Linked DNA regions of Mus musculus: region 1 is linked to region 2. A link is a contact called in ENCODE POLR2A ChIA-PET data. All regions are on one chromosome and are shown on one strand. Each heading gives the region's core, a stretch centred on a gene start or an enhancer-like site at or near the end of the contact. The rest is flanking DNA. Distances are from core to core; before and after follow the strand shown. Region 1 overlaps Gcn1 (GCN1 activator of EIF2AK4). Region 2 overlaps Pxn (paxillin).

What was found. ChIA-PET counts read pairs that join two places held with the same protein, here RNA polymerase II (POLR2A).
Region 1: POLR2A ChIA-PET joins it to region 2 with 12 read pairs in Patski. The contact joins two enhancer-like sites. POLR2A ChIA-PET finds 5 or more read pairs at or near these places in 3 of 5 experiments (Patski and embryonic stem cell).

What each region holds. Positions count from the first base shown.
Region 1 is chr5:115,571,338-115,577,452 of GRCm38, forward strand. Gcn1 (GCN1 activator of EIF2AK4) reads left to right here. Exons shown (of 58, transcript NM_172719.2): 2 at 72-174; 3 at 3,242-3,305; 4 at 3,828-3,959; 5 at 4,783-4,891. Among named protein-coding and RNA genes, the nearest start is that of Mir7029, 6.6 kb to the right of the region's middle. Within about 2 kb of position 1,739, at least 1 of the 3 ENCODE cell types and tissues checked has a DNase peak (open chromatin) inside an H3K27ac peak, as active enhancers do.
Region 2 is chr5:115,531,807-115,538,065 of GRCm38, forward strand. The region is part of intron 1 of Pxn (paxillin); the gene reads left to right. Among named protein-coding and RNA genes, the nearest start is that of Gm13840, 24 kb to the left of the region's middle. Within about 2 kb of position 3,130, at least 1 of the 3 ENCODE cell types and tissues checked has a DNase peak (open chromatin) inside an H3K27ac peak, as active enhancers do.

The DNA of each region.
Region 1 (6,115 bases), core at 489-2,988, 38 kb after region 2:
CACACACACACACACACACACTCAGCGTTTGTCATGTCTGTTGAAACTTTGTGTGGGTTTGGTCTTCGCAGGTTTCCGAGACACTGAAGCGCTTCGCTGTGAAGGTGACAACAGCCAGTGTGAAGGAGCGGAGAGAGATTCTCAGTGAACTGGGGCGATGCATCGCCGGCAAAGGTGTGTATTTGCCTGTTCCTGCACTGCTGTGTCTGAGGGAAGTCAGGGTGCGCGCTCTCTTTCTCCCTGAGCTGATGAGACGACCCTGCTCGTCTGCTTCTGACTACACCTTTTTTTTTTTAATGTTCTTCAAAACAGTTGAAACATTTGGGTCGGTGCAGGTAGGTTTGTTTTGTTCTGTTTCAAGACAGGATTTCTCCAGTTAGCCCTGGCTGTCCTGGAACTTGCTCTGTACTCCGGGCTGGCCTCAAACTCAAGAGATCCGCCTGCCTCTGCCTCACGAGCACTAGGATCAAAGGTGAGCCCCACCACCGCCCGGCCATTATTTGTAGGTTTTTTTTTTAAATTATTTATTATTTATTTAATGTATAAGAATACTGTACTGTTGCTGTCTTCAGACACACCAGAAAAGGGCATTGGATCCCATTGCTGATGGTTGCGAGCCACCATGTGGTTGCTGGGAATTGAACTCAGGATCTCTAGAAGAACAGTCGGTGCTCTTACCCGCTGAGCCATCTCTCCAGCCCCCTTATTTGTAGTTTTAATTATGTTGATTCTTGAGCAGTATACTGGGCACACAGATATTTTCTTTGTATGTCCACGGACATGAGAAGATGGTAGCAGGTGGCGTCCAGCTAAGTACCCTAAGTCTAGCTGAGATTGAGAGATGTGTGTTTTCTAATGCGCCCCGAGAACAGTCCCTACAGGCGCTTGCATTTTACTAACTTTTCTTTTTGCGGGGAGAGTAGTGGTGGTTGTTTGAGAAAAGGACTCCTTAGAATGGACTCCTTAGAATGGCCTTGAATCCCACTCTCCTTATTTAGCACTCAGTCCTGGAATTATAGGTGTGCACTACTGCACCAAACTCAAACAAACCAGCCGGCCTACCTTCCATCCCTCCCTCCAACCCTCCCTCCCAAGACAGGGTCTCCCTGGATGGACCCAGCTACCTTGTAGTGCATGTCTGTCCTCTGTCCTCAGCCTCCCCAGGGCTGAGCTTACAGATGTAAACCACCACATCTGGCTTTTCCTTCCAATCTTCTCTCACATTCCCACCTGCTGCTTCAAACCTGTTGTTGCCTGGGTAACAGGCAAGTTTGTTAAAGCTGTAAGTGGTGTCAGTTGCTGCGTGAGTTTCTCAGCTGTCCTGTGTGTGAGTGCTGTAGTGTATAATTTTATGCCTACTCGGAGGCGACTCTCTCAAGGCCCCAGTCTGTTAAGGCTGCTGTGCAGAGATGCCAAGTATATGCTTGTACTGAGCCGTGCTGGTTAGATTTCCCTGCAGGCTAACTGCCAAGTACTACATCCCTCACACACACACACACACACACACCCGTTTATGGAGTAAGTTTGAATTCTGCGTCTCAGTTTATGAACTACTCTGAGTCTTTGAGGGTGGTTTTGCTTTTCTGGCACCCTGAATGTACAGTTCCAAGTAAGTTGTACTTGTGAGGTGCTGTGGTGTGAACACCCAGCCTCCTTCCTGGAATCTGTAGCTTTCAGTCCTCTAACACTCCGGGCCTAGGCTGAACATGAGCTCCTGTGATGCCTCTCAAGGGCTGGTGAGGCGGGGGTGTGAGAGCATCTGCAGCTCGGGACAGCGGACACGAGCGCTGGGTGTTTCCTGTCATTGTTCCTGGTCTGTCAGCTTGGCTGCTGTTTCCTTAGTGCTGATAGCCCCACAGGCTCGGAGTTCTGCTTGTTTCCTCTCCATCGTTTGGGCTCCTGAAATGGGACGTGCTGAGAAAGCTCCTCCTGGGCTTCATCCACCTCATACAGGGGCTGAGTTTCCCCAGACAAATTTCTCTGCTGACTGCTTGCTCTGGTCTGCCGGGTCCTGCTTGTCCCAGCTGACTCACCAGCATGCCAGGGCATTCTTGTTCCGCCTGGCTGCCCCTCTGGCTGGCCTGCTGGCTTCCTGTTGTTTATTTTTTCCTTGGAAGGTGGGTTTACAGCAGAGCCCACTGGGTGGGGCAGTGCCTTGGTTTACAGAGCGGCCTGAGTGCTCTCCTCAGAGCCTTCTTCCCTGTCTTCCTGCCCTCTCTGTATTTCCCACAGTTGACAAATGCAGGTTTGGGCTTTCAGGGCTGTCTAGTTCCAGGCATGCCTGTCCTGTCCTGGTTCTTAAGCTTTTCTCCCCCCCCCCCCCCCCACCTTTTTTTTTTTTTTTTTTTTGAGACAGTCTCTGTAGTTCAGGCTCTCCTTGAACTCAACTATGTAGTCCAGGCTGGCCTAGAACTCACAGAAATCCACCTGTCTCTGCCTCTGCCTCCCTGAGGGCTGGGATTAAAGGCATGCATCACCACACCTGGTTTATGAACTGTAAAAAAATGTTGTCATTTTGTGTGCATGCCTGTTTGTGTATGGTATGCTTACAAGTGTCAGGATGCACACGTGAAGGACAGAGAACCTTCTGGAGGCAGCTCCTTCCTTCCTCCTTTACGTGGTCCCAGGGGTGAGATTAAAGTCAGGCTTATAGAGTATGCATGTACCTTTACCCACTAAACCACCTTGCCCACCAGTTTTTGTTTTGTTTAGTTTAGAAACAGGGTGTCTGTCTGTCTATATATTTTTGAGATAGTTTTCACTGTGTAGCTCTGGCTGGCTTGGAACTCACTATGTAGGTGACACTGACCTTTAACTCACGTAGATCTGCCGGCCACTGCTGCGATTAAAGGTGTGCCTCACTACATGTGGCCTTCCTGCTGACTTGTAGACCACTTATTAGACTGTATGTGAGCAAGTACCTTCCGAGCATCACCAACAGCACAGTTTAAAGCCAGCGCCCAGGCCGGAGAGCAGAGCAGGCAGTCGTAGCCCTGCTGAGCCCTGCTCTGTAGGGAGAGGGAGATGCTGGGGTCTTGGGCTTCTTCTATCCATCGTTGGTTTAGCAAGTGTCTCCTGCACTCGGGGCGTTTCTGTTCCATGTGCCTGTTTTCTCCTTGAGATTTTACAAGGTGCGGGGCTTACTAGGGCGTCTGGTACCAGGATCCCAGCTGACAGGACTGATGTAAGCGGACACTCACCGCTGTGCTTGTTGTTGAGACTCTGTGAACTCTGCTTTCAGATCTGCCAGAGGGAGCCGTGAAAGGGCTCTGCAAGTTGTTCTGCTTGACACTGCATCGATATAGGTGAGCCCCCAGAGACCAGGGCTTAGACCGTGCCATACAGCGACACTGTGTCAGAGAGACAGCATGGGGCAGTGGGGAGAGCCCCTAGTTGTTAGAGCCAGACTCTTAGGTTCATGCTCTTAACTACTGGATCCTGGGCAAGTTACTTAGCCTCCCTATGCCTCAGTTTTCTCATCTGCAAAATGGGGATGATAGCATTTTGTACCTCATGGGAAGTTGTTAGTGTGAAGGCCTGGGACACTGCCTGCCTTATTATAATATCTCAGCGCATGTATGCAATCATTAGCTGCACTTATAAAGCTATAAAGGAGTCATGGGGCATATACACCATGAGCATAGATTCTGCCCTTCTTGTCATCCTGTGCTCTTTCTGGGGTGAGGTGGGTTTATCAGGTTCATCTCTGTCCCCTAGGGGCCCCTGAAATGTAGGACCATGAGTGTCCCCCCGAAGAGCAGTGCTTGACTTCAGCAGCCCTGTCTCTGCTGAGGTCACATGTCACTACCCCTTCCTTCCCTCTTTAGAGACGCAGCCTCTCGCAGAGCCCTGCAGGCAGCCATCCAGCAGCTGGCCGAGGCCCAGCCAGAGGCCACCGCCAAGAACCTCCTGCACTCTCTCCAGTCTTCAGGGGTTGGCTCCAAAGCATGTGTTCCCAGGTACGGGCCTGGGGCTGCGGGCCTCCGGGGGGTGGTGCCAACTTCTCAGGTAGGCTGGTGTAGAGCCACTGGTGGGAGCACATCTGGCCCTCTTACCTTTGTACTCTGAATGGCACTAGAGAGCGCCTCTGAGTGGGGAGAGGAACCAAGTTAGTAGAGAAAAGATCCAGTGGGCCCGAGGCACTGGATGGGCAAAGCTTTATATACTTGTTCATGTACATTTTATGTGAATGAGTCTCTTACTGCACGTATGTCTGTATACTATGTGCATGCCTAGAACCTGAGGATACCAGGGGAGGGGGTCAGGTCCCCGGGACAGTGGGAGCTGCCATGTGGTTGCTGTGAGAATCGAACCCAGGTCCTTTGGAAGAGCAACCTGTGTTCTTGTTTTTTGGTTTTTTGTTTGTTTGTTTTGTTTTTTGTTTTTGTTTTTTTCGAGACAGGGTTTCTCTGTATAGCCCTGGCTGTCCTGGAGCTCACTTTGTAGACCAGGCTGGCCTCGAACTCAGAAATCCGCCTGCCTCTGCCTCCCAAGTGCTGGGATTAAAGGCGTGCACCACCATGCCCGGCTGCAACCTGTGTTCTTAACCCCTCTTAGCCGTCTCTCCAACCTCATCTTGTTTTTACTGTCCCAAACATCAAGGGATGGGATTTAGCCAGTGAGGCCTGGACGCTTGTCCTGTTTATCACTGATGGTGTTGGGGGAGGGTTCATACACACACACCATGCTGTGCCACAGGGTGAACATTGTTGTCCCCCCCCAATCCCCCGTGGAGGCTGGAACCCCGCACTAAGCTCTTCTCCTCCCGCTTCTCCTTTGTAGCAAGAGTAGCGGCTCAGCTGCCTTGCTGGCTCTGACCTGGACCTGCCTCCTAGTGCGAATTGTCTTTCCCCTGAAGGCCAAGCGGCAAGGAGACATCTGGAACAAGCTGGTAGGTCCCTTGTCTTTGGAGCCGTGGGGGGTCAGCTCTCCCCAGGGTGTTGAGGCGTCCTTCGCATCCGAGTGCTCTGCAGAGGCAGGCATTGGTGGCGGGTGTGAGTTCAGTACCGTAGGAATCACGTTCTGCGGCTCTGTGTCAGGCATGGTGTAGGGCCTTGCCTTCACGAGAGGCCAGGCTAGGGCTGACAACTGAAAGGCAGGCTGCCAGCGGCTACAGTGATGTCGATTGTGCTGTTTCCTGGCTAAGCAGTCTCTCACCTGTGTCTGGATTTCAGGGTGATAGAGGGAGACTCTGGCTGCTGCCTTGGTCATCTGATCTCCTCTCTTTTTATGCCTGCACCTTGCACATTCTCTGTTTCTCCTTTCCACCTGTCTGTTAACCTGGTAGGCCGGCTGGGACCTTCTCTTGATGTCTAGGTATGCTTGGTATAGGCCAGGGGGTGTGGTTGATCTGGAAGGAGTCTTAGGGGTGATGTTATGGGTCTCATATCTGGCCATGAGATTTGACAGAGCCACTTAGCTATGCACCTCAGAGAGACATTACCGGGAGCCTTGCAGTGGCCATAGGCACCTACATGTCAATGACAATTGGTATTGCATACCTGAAGCCATCTCATGGTAAAGTAGCCAGCCCGGTAGACAGACAGGTGGCCGTCTGTCTGCTCTCCTACCTAGATACCCTGAGGGACAGCTGGGGAGTGGCCTTTGGCAGTGGTGATGTAGAGCTCTGACGTCTCCCTGCAGCAGTTGGCATGAGGTTGACTCTGCAGCCCTCCAGAGCGTGGCTTTCATTGTCAGCGAGTGGCTTTCTACTAAGATGGTTAGTAATAGGCAAGGTCCTTGGCTTATCTCTGCTGAGTTCTTATAGCCTGTGGAACCTCACTGACCAAGTGAGTAGGAGGGTTGGCCGTAGCATGTTGTGTCATAGGACAGGATGCATCTGTTGTATGGGACTAGAATCTGGACTTTTCCTTTGCTGATCCTGTTGTCTGTTAGATACATGATTAATTCAGCCATTCACTGACTGGCCCTGTACGAGAGGCTGGGGCTGCTGTGTAGGTAACCCTGAGGAGCCCTTAGCTGCGGTGGAGCTTAAGCAGAAGCTCCTGGAGGAGACGTGCAGGTGCGGAGCCTGGGGCCGTGCTGAGGAGAAGCAGGGTACAGCCGGAGAATGTGGCTGAGGGCTTCTGTGAGGAGAGGTGACTCTTGATCATCT
Region 2 (6,259 bases), core at 1,880-4,379:
CCAGTTAGTGACGACCTGCCACAGCTCCCAGGCTCCCTGGCTGACGTCCCTGGCTCCAGCTCCTTCCCTGTGCTGTTCCAGGGGACATGACCATCAGGGATGCAGATTTATGTACCGTGTGCCTCAGTGCTAGAGTGGGAGGCCCACATCATTTTACCGCCAGCCACCATGCTGACTTTCCCCACACTTCCCAGCTGTTACTCACAGTGAGCTCTGTGAGGGACGGAGTTGGTGAGCGGAAGCTCCTAACTGTCTAGTAAATTTTCCCCAGGCTATGAGCAGTGGATCCAGAGTCCTGCGTTTCTACTGGGTAGGCTGTTATCTCTGCTGGGGCACAGTGCCCGGGGCGGGGTTACCAGAGGGTGTATGGAGAGTCACGTGACACCAGAGCAGCCCAATCTGCGACACCTACGACACATACAGCGTGGCTTTATGTGTGGACAGTGGGGGCCTTGTGGTGCTGCGTGATACTGTGCACTGAAGGCCCCAAGTGTGTGCAAAGGACTCTCCGCAGCCTCTCTCTGTCTGTCTGTGTCTGTCTGTCTGACTGCAGTCTCATTGCCTCCAGAACCCAGCCTTGCTAGTTTGATTCCAAGCAGTGATTTTGACTTCTAGCTTCTGTGTTAACTTGGTCCCCAGGGGGCTTCTGGGTTTTCCTTAAGGTTTCCTGGGCTCCTGTCTTCCTTTGTCTCCTGCAGGTATGAACATCCAGGTAACAGGAAGACGAAGGAGGGAGAGGTTTGGACCGCATTTGCTATTGTTTGTAGAGAGAGACACCAAGGCTGGAAAAAGGGTGAGGTGGGGGTGGGCGGGTCCCAGTCCTGCTAAAGAGGAAAGTTGTGGTCAAGGCCAAAGCAGGGAGTGAGGGCCCTTTGGCTTTACTTTCTAAGAGGCTCAAAGATGGAGTGTCAACGCCAGGGGTTCTGTCCCCTGGAGTTGGGCAAAGACAGCATTGGTGGGAGTGTTTGTCCTCTATATCTGTGGCCTTATACTTGAGAAATATTTGGAGCCAGAAAACACAGCTCAGTGCTGTCTGTCTTGTGTTGCATGAGGTCCTAAGTCCTGCACTGGGGGAAAAGAAGAAAAGAAATATTTTTAAAATCACATCTACTTGCAGAGAACCTGAATTTGGTTCTCAGGATCCTCCCTTGACAGCTTCCAACCACCCTCAACTGCATCTGAAGCCCGAGATGGGCTCTGCAGGCACGCACGCATGCACGCACACATGCTGTGACCAAGCCTGGATACCTAACTTACCTGTCACCCACATGGTGAGAAGAGAGAAGCGACTCCATAGTTGTCTTCTGACTTGTATGTGTGCGTGTGCGCATGCACATATACACAGATATAAAAGGGAGTAAATGATTTTAAAAAGATGTATTTTATATGTGTGACTCTTTTGCATACACATATGTATGTGCACTATATGCGTGCATGGTGCCAGAGGAAGCCAGAAGAGGGACTCAGGTCCCTTGGGATTGATGCTCACATGGGTGCTGGGAACTGAACCCGGGTCCTCTGCAAAAGCAGGGCACACTCTTAACTACTGAGCCATGTCTACAACCCTTAAAAAAAATGTAAAACAAAACAGTATATAAGTCTACTGGGCGTGGTGGTTCATGCTTGTAATCCCAGCGATTGAGGACGCTGAGTCCGTACTGAAAGTTGACGGCAGCCTGAGGAATACAGTGAACTGTCTCAAGATGGAAGCCAAATCAAATCATCACATACACGGGAGGTGCGCATGGGCCATATGCGCACCACACCATTCCGAGCGCGGAGGACTTGCAAGCCAGGACTATATTGTGTCTCCGGTCTGTCTCCATCACACATTAACTCCAGCCCTTCAGTGAGAGGCCAGAAAGGGTGGAAGGAAGTTCCTATACCGAGAGCCCGAGTCTGGGGAGGGGTGAGGGGGAAGTGTGGACCCACACAAAAGAGGTAGGCACCCAAAGTGAAGCATGGAGCCCAGCCGAGCCAAGGCTCAGAGCCAACCTGATCTGTGTAAGGAGCCATAGCTTCAAAATAAAAAGTGTGTGTGTGTGTGTGTGTGTGCATGTGAGTGTGTGTGTAGTTCAGGAAGTTCAAACCATTTTGTCTACTGGAAGTAGGCTTAGCAGAACCCAGGGAGGTGACGGAGACTGAGAAGGGACCGAGCCTGGTTTCTGATGCTAGACCGTATTGTTGGCTGCAGATGATAAAAAAGAAAGTGTGACTGTGACAGGGAGAGGCCCAGCGGGGACAGTTATACGTGGGAACCAGAGGAGGGGGGTAGCCAGGTGAACAGAAGCAGGCGGCTTGGCCAGTGGGGAAGCCTTTTGGGCTGCGTTCGCCAGTCAGCATCTGACGAGTAAAGAAAGAGCAGAGAAACTGGTGTCTCTGCGTCCATAAACGCGGTGGACAGATCACAGCTCATCCCAGAAACAGGCAAACTTTTGAACTTTTTGTTCAGGTCTCTGTGGGGCCAGAGATGACTCAGAGTGGAGCCCCTCCTAACCTCTGTTGGTGATTAGCAGGGGGAGCCGCCCGCCCGCCTGTAGACTCATGTGCTTGGAAGAGCCCAGATTGCAGGAAGGGCCTGGAGCCGAGCTGGAACAGACCAGGGACATTTCCAGAACAGGAATCCCCTGGGCGCCAGTCTGCAGCGCACACCTTTGATCCGGGAGGCAGAGGCTGGCGGATCTGAGTTGAGGTCAGACAGCCTGGTCTGCAGAGTGAGAGCAAGCACCAGGGCTACACAGAGAAACCATGGCGGTGTGGGGTGGGGAGATGGAGCCTATGGGTTAGTTGAAGAGGTCGCTAAGATCTGACCCAAGAAGTGTGTCCCCGGCGGCGTGCCGGGGCGGTGGGGGAGGGGCTCTCAGGATGAGTTCTTAATGCTGCTGCTCCCTCACCTGGGGGTGTGGCTGGATCTGGCTCCGGGCACATACAGACCCGGGGTTGGAGACCAAGACAGCTGCAGTCTGGGGTGTGTGGTGTGGTGTGTGTGTGTGTGTATACCTACCTGCTTCATAGGGGCCCTGGTAAAGTTGGATCTCAGAGTGACCTCACAGAAGCCCTGCAGCCTATATTTTCTTATGTCTCCTCTCACCTGTGCCTCGTGCCCTTGGCTGCCTGCACACTCTAGGTTTCGGGGTTGCATGAGCCTCTGGCAGGCAGGGCTCAGCCAAGAACCGGAAATCAGCCTCTGGCACACGGGAGCTGGGAAGAGACAGCTGTACCCGGTGACGGCCCCTGTCTGCTGATGGCTGGAAACCTCTAGACCTTTCCCCCTGGTTTCCTGTTTGTCACCTAGCCCACACTTCCTTCAGGGCAGCTCCTGGTTGAGCAAGGCTTGAGTCAGCTAGGGAAGCTGGGCGGGTGAGTCTTCACAGCCTGCAGGCATGGCTGTTAAATAGTCAGATGGCACCACCAAGGCTCTCCTGCCCCTTGGGGAGAATAGCTCCCGTCCCGGGTTCAGATCATAGCAGTGCCTTGGAGTGAGGCAAAGTCTTGAAGAGCTCAGTTGCTATATAAATCTCATCTAATCCTGTTTCCTCCTTGGAGCCTGCTCAGCAATGGGGGCAGCTCAAGACCTAGTCCATGTTCCTTGCTAGGACCCTGGCCAGGCAGCCCAGTTCCTCCTGTACGCTGATTGCCCCCGTCCTTTCCTGTCTTTCTCTCTCAGCAGGACAGAGTAAGGTATCCATCTCTAAGAGATTAATTCTCCAAGAGGGGACAGTTGTTGAGGGTACAGAGCCCAGTTTGTGAGGGAAACTCCCTCTAGAAGGTTGAATTCCTACAGAGTGTTGAGGCCTTAGGTCCCTAGGCATGGTAGGGGCAGAGATCTGGCTTAACTGTATTGGCTGGCCACAGCCACCTTCCCCGAGGATAGACAGTTACCAGGATAAATATACCCGGCTTTCCATTCCTGGGGAGTTACTCACTGAGTCGAAGCACCCCACTGTGGGTTAGGTTACCTCTGCTCTAACTGCTCTCGGGCTCTGGCGGCTTGAGGGGACAGGGACTGGGCAGAAGCCATGGGAGGGGGAGGGGCGGGTCTGCCTCTTGTTCCTTCCTCTTTCCAAATGGAGAAGTCTCACCCAAGGGGTGGGAGGTGAACCATCCCCAGCTCCTCCAGCTGTTTACATAGCTCCTCCCTTGGTCAGGCTGAGCCCACCCAGTGTGTACATCCCTCTGTCTGAGCAGCTGTAAGGGCCCTTAGGCTACTACCTGGGCTACCCGGGTGACCAGCGGGGGACTGAAACCCCTTTTTGGGCACAAAAGGGTAGACAAGCTGTTTAAGCATCCCCTGGATCCGGACGGCAGGTACTTATGAGCTTATCAGCTCTCTGCTTCACCATGGAGCTGTGGACAGTGGGCCCTGGTGTGGTAAGGGCCCAGGCAGGGCAGCCCATAGCTGGGAAAGGATGAGAAAGGTGGCTCAGAGCTTGCAGTAGTTCTAGCCGTGGGTTCAGAAATAGCGATCTGATGGTGAGGTCAGGTTTCTTCAGAGGAACAGAACGTATCCAGTGGATATATGAACACTCACATATTCAATATATATGATATATAAGTATACTTATATATTTATACTTATTAGAGTGACTAACAGATGTAGACCTGCTAGTCCACCAATGGCTCTCCACCATCAAAAGGTCTAAGAATCCAGAAGTTGCTTAGTCCACAAGGTTGGCCCTCTCAGCTGGTCTTAGGTATACACCAGTGTGGCGGTCCCTGCCAACCCTAGGCAGGCAGAGAAACTGTCCTAACTGTTCTATAGCTTAAGGGCCCAGGGGAGAATCTGGTGTGGTCTAGGTCATGGGAGAGGCCACCAAATTACAAAGTACACGCACGTGACATCTCTCCTAGGGATGGGCTTGATTGACTGAGAAACCGTGTTCAAGATAAAGGTCTAGGGAGGAAGAGTCTGGGATAGGCATAATGGTCTAGGGGCCTGGGGTATGTGCTGGCCCCACAGATCACCAGGATATTAACCACACCCACTCTCAGCCTTCTGGGTGGAAGACAGGTACACATCCCTTCCCTTAAAGAGACAAACCTGTGTGCTTGTCATCCCTGGTTTCCCTGATTCTTATCTGTGAGCACAAGGGCCTTGTGTCCTCTACACACCAGAATCCCCAAGAAGTAGGCTCTAAGGAATGGACTTGCCAGAGGGAGAGGGAGAGGGAGAGGGAGAGAGAGAGAGAGAGAGAGAGAGAGAGAGAGAGAGAGAGAGAGAGAGAGAGAAAGAGAAAACGAACTTCCTTCTTCCATGTCCTTTATGTCCTTTATGTAGGCTGTGAGCAGATGGTTCAGTCCGGGTTCAGGGTGGATCTTCCCAACCCAGATCAGAATGAGGGACTGGAGAGATGGCTCAGTGGCTAAGAGCACTTCCAGAGCCCACTAGTTCAAAATTTTAAAAACAAACAAACAAAAGTCCAGATTAAAACTGGGTTTCAGGCTGGAGAGATGGCTCAGTGGTTAAGAGCACCGACTGCTCTTCCGAAGGTCCAGAGTTCAAATCCCAGCAACCACATGGTGGCTCACAACCATCCGTAATGAGATCTGATACCCTCTTTTGGTGTGTCTGAAGACAGCTACAGTGTACTTAGATATAATAATTAATAAATCTTTAAAAAAAACAACTGGGTTTCACTGGGCATGGTGGTACACGCCTTTAATCCCAGCACTTGGGAGGCAGAGGCAGGTGGATTTCTGAGTTCAAGCCCAGCCTGGTCTATAAAATGAGTTCTAGGACAGCCAGGGCTACACAGAGAAACCTTGTCTCGAAAAACCAAAAAAAAACCAAAAAACCAAACCAAAACCAAAGCACTGGGTTTCCCACTTCAACCACGTAGTTGAGGGAAAATTCCTCACAGGTGTTCCCCTGCCTGGGTTTTAGTTAATTCCAGTCAAGGACAACCAAGAACAACCGGGTCTCCCTCCAAGGCCTTGTTTTGGGTAGAATGATGCCCTGTCTGCCATCCCAGCACTGGGTATGACATTTCTTTGTCCTTAGAGTTGTGGGTCCTCTAGTACAGAGCTCCTGCCTGTTCAGCACCTCCCACATGCTAACTGTGCCGTGATTTGATCCCGGTGCCCAGTAGGCACTTGATGCCCGTTTTCTTGTTTGATCTGAACCCTAAGCTTAAAATGATGACATTCCTGGAAACGTGGGGCAGGCAAGACAGCTGAGGCACAGGCCCCTATCCAGGCAGTTCATCCAGAGAGCAGACAGCCTGTCTGCAAATCCCCAAGTGCAGGCTGTAACATCCAG